2 separate regions of the Homo sapiens genome follow, and region 2 is linked to region 1. A link is a contact called in ENCODE Hi-C data. All regions are on one chromosome and are shown on one strand. Each heading gives the region's core, a stretch centred on a gene start or an enhancer-like site at or near the end of the contact. The rest is flanking DNA. Distances are from core to core; before and after follow the strand shown. Region 1 has its middle 120 kb from the start of LINC00702. Region 2 overlaps IL2RA (interleukin 2 receptor subunit alpha).

Evidence for each region. A loop is a pair of places that touch in the nucleus more often than their neighbours do. Pooled maps may share reads with other maps.
Region 2: a map with no recorded cell type shows a loop between it and region 1 (10-fold over the local background). The contact joins two enhancer-like sites. A Hi-C loop is called at or near these places in 2 of 37 single-sample maps with no recorded cell type and 5 of 50 pooled maps.

Annotation. Positions count from the first base shown.
Region 1 is chr10:4,126,659-4,130,132 of GRCh38, reverse strand. No RefSeq gene overlaps it. Among named protein-coding and RNA genes, the nearest start is that of LINC00702, 120 kb to the left of the region's middle. RefSeq lists a silencer at 1,770-1,970 and an enhancer at 1,709-2,348. Within about 2 kb of position 1,957, at least 7 of the 41 ENCODE cell types and tissues checked have a DNase peak (open chromatin) inside an H3K27ac peak, as active enhancers do.
Region 2 is chr10:6,048,992-6,052,465 of GRCh38, reverse strand. All of the region lies in intron 1 of IL2RA (interleukin 2 receptor subunit alpha), which reads left to right. Among named protein-coding and RNA genes, the nearest start is that of IL2RA, 12 kb to the left of the region's middle. RefSeq lists enhancers at 962-1,231, 1,322-1,451, 1,462-1,841. Within about 2 kb of position 1,250, at least 31 of the 41 ENCODE cell types and tissues checked have a DNase peak (open chromatin) inside an H3K27ac peak, as active enhancers do.

The DNA.
Region 1 (3,474 bases), core at 708-3,207:
ACTGAATTTTGCCCGTAGATCATTTAGTGGGAGAGTCAAAGTGCCAAAATAAACATTGTGTTACACGCAGATTCCACAATATTTATTTTTTGACTCATAATCCATTTCTTTCCTTATCGAATGATCATTATCTCATTGTAATTAACAGTTGCCAATGCTCCCACTTGTACTTTTTTTTTTCCTTGTGAAGAAAACCATCCCATAAATAGCAAGTGCAAAGTGGTAGTGCCACAGTGGAGTTACTGTTTTTTCCCCCTTCTTGTACATGAAGAAAATTTTACATCTGTAGTTGATGCCTTTACTGGCTTCTCAATTAGTGGAAACAAATTTGTCATTGCAGACAGTAGCTCCAGTGACTTGTGGCTAATGGATTCACCCTTTGAGCAGAACTTTATGATCCAAAACAGCCTATCCCACACTTGTGTTTTTCAAGCTATTGATAGGTGCACCTTGAGTGAAGGGGATGGAGGTGGGAGAGGGAGAGATGTCAGAATCAAAAAACATTGTGAAATCTTGAGATTTTGTTTGTTTTTTTTTTAAGTTAAAAAGATTTCTCAACACTTTACACTGATGTGTTTTGTGAAATGTTCAGAGGTGGATATTGCTTTCCGTATAGATTGTTCAACAAAATTTGAGGCCATTATTTTGGACTAAACTCCTGCGATCGCAACAGACCAGACAAATCATAGTGGGGTCACCCAGGCTTACCAAACCCAAACCCAAACTGAGCAGTTCTCTGCCCTCTGAGGAACCAGGAGAGAGATAGCCTAACTTCCTGAACAGGACAGGTTTAGTCTTCAATGGGCAGGATAATGAAGTTCCCTGTGTTTAAATCCTTAATCTGAAGTCACATCATGTGAACTCATCAGTTTTTCTATTGTTTCTTCTTTCTGGCCCCAGTTGTTACAGGAAAGCGATTCTGATCCAGACCCCAAGAGAGGGTTCTTGGATTTCGCGTAAGGAAGAATTCAGGGTGAGTCTGCAGTGCAAAGTAAAAGCAAGTTTATTAAGAAAGTAAAGTGGTGAAAATACGGCTACTCCACAGACAGAGTAGGACAGACCCGAAAGTAAGAGGAGGAATGTGTCCACCCTAGGTACAATACTTGTATATGTAGGATAAAAAAGATCATGAAGAGATAAGCTCTGCTACAAGGGTTTGTGATAAAGGATTAATTTTCTCAATTACTATATTTTGCAAGAATCGATATTATTATCTTTAAAGCAAAATTAGGAATGCCTTTGTTCTCCAGATATCGGGATATCTAGACACTCCCGAGTCTGGGTCTGCTTAATAAACATCTAGAAGCTAAGGATGCCTGACTTTCTGGAAATGCAGCTCAGCAAGTCCCAGCCTCGTTTTCCTAGTCCTCACTCAAGATGGAGTCGCTGTGGTTCAAATGCCTCTGACACAGTGGCTTACAAGGAAAGTAACTTGGAAGCACCCAATACACTTTTTATTCTTTGTTTCTCTTTCTTCAGCCCTTTTTCTATCTGTAAAGCCAATCTCCTGTGTTCAGTTCATTGGAACACATATTCCATTTTAGAGAATATAGTGCTGCCTGATTCTAGGATGTCAATAAAGCCAATTGGCATCTTGGAACGGAATTTGTTGTCATTTTGTCTTTTGCAAGATGAAGGTTTCTTGAGCAAAACCATCATGGTGGAGGGGCTTCCGCACAGTGCCTGTTGATGAAATCAAGAGCATGAGGGACTCCTTCAGGAAAATCCTTCAGAGATCTAATTAGAAAGAAACCTGTCCCAAAGCTTGGCACATTAGTGATGCAGGCTACATATTTATTTCCTATAAATTCTGAATTGTAAACTTGGTAACAAATAGTAACTGGACTTCAGAGTCTGGTGACCTTTAGAGGCTGTTGACTGCAAGTATTCATGGATTAACTGTGCTGAGGCTGGAGGGTACAGTGACCCAAGGTTAACTACATGAGCCAGGGCTTTCGCAGCTTCCTCATTTTGTTGACTCTGTACCAGGAAACCAAAGCTCCTTCCTCTGAAATGAATGGTTCTTATTTGCATAATGGCCTCCTTTTGTTCACTTTGCAGAGGCAGTTGATTACATTAGAATACTTCAAACACAGCATTGATCTATCAGGCTAATAATTTTCTGATAAGGCCCATGAATTTTCCCTCTGACCTTTTTTGCTAATGACCACGGTCTGTGAATTGTGGAATGAAGCGTATGGGTTGTTTGTGTCTGCAGATTCTAGAAGACAAAACATTACAACCTATATAATAAACCACAATTTTAAAAGCTGGTTCTTTGTTTGAGTTGGAGCAGGTTAGTCTGCATTCGGTAAAATCTAGCTTGCCCACAAATTCCGAAAAGCAGGTGGCTAAGTAAAATGTATAGGTTTATTCCTCTCACGCATGAGTCAAATCCAGAAGAGAGTGGTCCCAGCACTGTGTTTGAATCTCTGCACCCTGCAATCCCAGTTCCTTTTAGTGGTCACTTTGAAATGGCCTTTGCAAAATTATGACTGAGACAGTGAAAGAGATCTAACCTAACTGACTCCATCTTGCTTTTAACCTCTAAGCTGTCCGTGTTCCTTCCTGGGTGTAGGCTGAAGTAACTTTGGGAGGAACTTGGTTTATAGTGGTTTTTTTGTTGTTTGTTGGTTGGTTGGTTGGTTTTTCCAGACAGAGTCTTGCTCTGTTGCCCAGGCTGGAGTGCAGTGGCTCCATCTTGGCTCATTGCAACCTCCACTTCCCGGGTTCAAGCGATTCTCCTGCCTCAGCCTCCTGAGTAGCCAGGACCCACCACCTGGCCCCAGTTAATTTTTGTATTTTTAGTAGAGATGGGGTTTTACCATGTTGACCAGGCTAGTCTTGAACTCCTGACCTCAAGTGATCTGCCCACCTCAGCCTCCCAAAATGCTGGGATTACAGGTGTGAGCCACCATGCCTGGCCAGTTTATAGTTTATAGTTCAAAACAAAAACTATTAACAGCCCTTTCCCAAAACAAACCACCTTCTTGCCTGGGGACTAGACTGCCTTTGTAGAACTAAGAAATTACACACGAGATTGGAAATCATGATTTAGGAGTCAGGCAGCTGGAGGCTACAAGATTCTAACCCTCTCTACGCTGCTCCTAAGATCAGCGCTTGAGATATTTTGCAGCCCCTGCACTTGATGGATCAGCTGCCACCGCCAGCTCAATAAACTGGCTCATCTGATCTTGTGGCCCCCACCTGGGAACTGACTCAGCACAAGAAGACAGCTCCGACTCCCTATGATTCCCTCTCAGACCAATCAGTACTCCAGGATCCCTGGCTTCCCCTTACCCACTAAGTTGTCCTTAAAAATTCTGATCCCTGAATTCTCAGGAAGACTGATTGGAGTGATAATAAAAATCCTGCCTCCAGCACAGCTGGCTCTGCATAAATTACTCTTTCTCTATTGCAACTCCCCTGTCTTGAGAAATTGGCTCTGTCTAGGCAGCAGGCGAGGTAAACCCA
Region 2 (3,474 bases), core at 1-2,500, 1.9 Mb before region 1:
AGCAAATGTTCATTGAGGAACTGCTATGTGTCAGGCACAGGGTTTGAGACACAGAGATGAATAAGAGCCCATCCTTGACCTCTGCACAGACAATTATGACACAGGCTAAGTGCTGAGATACAAGTTTAAAGAAGGAGTCGATGGAACACACAGATCGATGTTCATTACCCCTGCAAAACCCAGCACATCTCACATCAGGGACTGCCTCATTCACATCATGTTAGATGTGACAGAGAGGACAGCAGAGAGCGTTGTTTTGTCATCAACTACTAAAATTATTAAAACCAAACACCACTAATTTTGAACTTCAGGTAGACAGAGGATGTAGAGTTTTCCTTTGCTCAAGAAATTCCTTTACAGAGAAAATGGGAACATTTCAAGTGGGAGTATTTCAATTCCTTTAATAACAACCTGTTTTCTAGCTCCCACATTCCCCAAGTATTCTAGAAGCACCTTTCATAATGGACAGCTCTGACCAACTGCCCCACACACATGCATGTGAACCGTTCTCCAATCCTAAAAGTCTGTGACTTCTCCAAGGAAAGGAGGAAGGAATCGTATTAGTCCAGTTTACATTATTATATACTTTGTAGCAAAGCAGCAATGTTTCCTTAAAAAATTCTATATATATATATATATATATATATAGCTGGGCATGATGGCTCACGTCTGTAATCCCAGCACTTTGGGAGGCTGAGGCGGGCAGATCACCTGAGGTCAGGAGTTCGAGAACAGCTGACCAACATGGTGAAACCCCGTCTCTACTAAAAATACAAAAGTTAGCCAGGTGTGGTGGCACATGCCTGTAATCCCAGCTACTCAGGGAGGCTGAGGCAGGAGAATCCCCTGAACCTGGAGGCTGAGGTTGCAGTGAGCCGAGATTGAGCCACTGCACTCCAGCCTGGGTGACAGAGGGAAACTCCGTCTCAAAAAAAAAAAGAAAAAAAATATATATATATATATATATATATTTGTGTGTATTTTCTCCTCATGAAATGAGCTCCTTGAAGCAAATCGGCCCATCTTTTCAGAGAAAGATCAGTTTATTACGTCACCAAGTAAAGGGCAAAGGAATCATTTCTAAAAGTTTCGTTTGAAGTCCCCGGAGTTAAAGTTGACGTCAGCCTCTTCCTGCCCTGGTGCCCCGAGAGTTTCCCGGGAGTTTTGGGGATGACACCCGGCTGCATGCGTGACATCTCGCTGGCTGGGGGCAGGCCTGGTGGCTTCCCCGACAATGAAACCAGGCAGAGCCTGCAACCCAGCTGAGCACCAGTGTGGTCTCTGCTTCCGGTCCTTGTGGTAGCACCTCTGTTTACAGCCTGATTTAGAACAAAAAGAACTTTTGTAAAGGAGAAAACTCCTTATATTAAATGGAAAGCAAAACAAACAATTACCAAAAAAAAAAAAAAGTTGGAGGGGTGTTTCAGAATAAAAGAGCCGTCTCTCCAGACATCTGTCTGACGCCCAGGTGGCGCTGAGACCACAGGGTGAGCCTTTTGGCTGGAGATGTTGATCCCTGGTTTACTGCACTTCGGGCTTTCACTACCTTTCACCCACCGGACCATCAGTTTCACTTTCCCTCTCCCAGCGTCTCTCAAGCTCTGCTTCTCTGGCCCCGTTTTCAATCTAGTGCAAGAGGACCTGTAGCCAGGGCACCCATCCTCCTCCTCCTCGTCCTGCACTGGGATCCCAGCTCTGAGCACTCCCGGGCCAGGGAGGCCTTGCTGCGTGCTCTGCTTCTGTGATCTTACAGATTCCTCATGGCCACCATAGGAGATGGGGACTGTTAGCACTATTCCCCCACCCCAACCACCTTTTTTTTGAGACAGAGTCTCACTCTGTTGCCCAGACTGGAGTGCAGTGGTATGATCTCGGCTCACTGCAACCTCTGCCTCCCGGGTTCAAGAGATTCTCATGCCTCAGCCTCCCCAGTAGCTGGGATTACAGGCATGCCCCATCGCCATGCCTGACTAATTTTTGTATTTTTAGTAGAGACAGGTTAGTAGAGACCATGTTGGCCAGGCTGGTCTCAAACTCCTGACCTCAATTGATCCACCAGTCTCAGCCTCCCAAAGTGCTGGGATTACAGGCTTGAGCCACCACGCCCTGCCACCATTCCCATTTTACGGATGAGGAAACTGAGACCATGAGGCAGTAATTCACTCTCCCAAGAAAGCAAGGAGCCAGTAGATCTGAGCAGAACCCATGCATTCAGGCCGACACAGGAAGCAAGCTGTCAACAGGCACTGTTCATCTCCTGGGCTGCCTAGGCAGGCCCTGAAGCTCTGGTTTTCAGTCACCCTGTTATTCATCCCCAAGTTAATCTCCCCTGAAAGCACCTGTCGTGATGCCCTTTCGGCTGCAAGAGCTCCAGTCATTTCCATTGCCTCAGGGGCACTTTGCTACCTCCTCTGCCTGGCACACAACATGCTCCCCAGCCAAGACTGTTCCCTCAGCACATAGCACGCCTTGGCCAGCAGGTCTCCTCCTGTCCTTCAAAGGGAACCTCCTCATTTGTGATTTCAAAGCTGGACTCCCAGGAACACCCTCCTCCCTTACTGGAACAATCTTCCCCATCTTGTCTGCCTACCGGAATTTTTCCCAACCAGAAAAGCGTCTTGAGAGAATGGAAAAGTCTTATGAATTTGGAAAGTTGACAGCTTGAATTCAAATCCTAGCTTGAACTTGTGAATTTCTACTTTCCTTTACGAAAACCTTTGCATGCCATTCTGTGCAGGCACTAGCAAGGTGGTGGGAGGGAGATGGATACAGTAGGGTGAGTGCCGTGTAAAGAAAAGGGAGCAAAGTCTGGGACTGCAGAGAAATGCCACAAAGCACAGACAGAAGAGTCCCGGAGGCTTCCCAGAGAAAGATGACAGCCAATGGGAGACCTCCAGGGAAAGCAGGAGTTAAGAAGGTAGAAATGCATTAGGGAAGTGTGGCATGAGCATGATGGTCAATTTCAATGTGTCCACTTGCCTGGGCTAAGGGATGCCCAGATAGCTGGCTAAACAGTCTCTCTGGGGGTGTCTGTGAGGGTATTTCCAGGAGACACTAGCATTTGAATTGAATAGACTGGGTAAATTTCTTGTTGGTAGACTGAGTAAAGAAAATCACCCTCACCAGTGTGGTGGGGATCATCCAACCATAGAGGACCAGAATAGAACAAGAAGGCAGAGGAAGGTTGCATTCTCTCTGTTCAAGCTGGGACATCCGTCGTCTGCTCTTGGACATTTGCACTCCTGGTTCTCCAGCTTTTGGACTCTGGGACTTACAGCAGGGCCCCTCTGCTCCTCAGGCCTTCAGTCTTAGACTGAGCCACACCACCAGCTTTCCTAGTTATCCAGCTCCAGCTGGCATATTGTGGGACTTCTCAGCCTCCATAATTGAGTGAGCCAACTCCCATTATAAATATTCTCTTATTTATCTACATACATCCTATTGGTTTTGTTTCTCTAGAGAAATTCTGTTTCC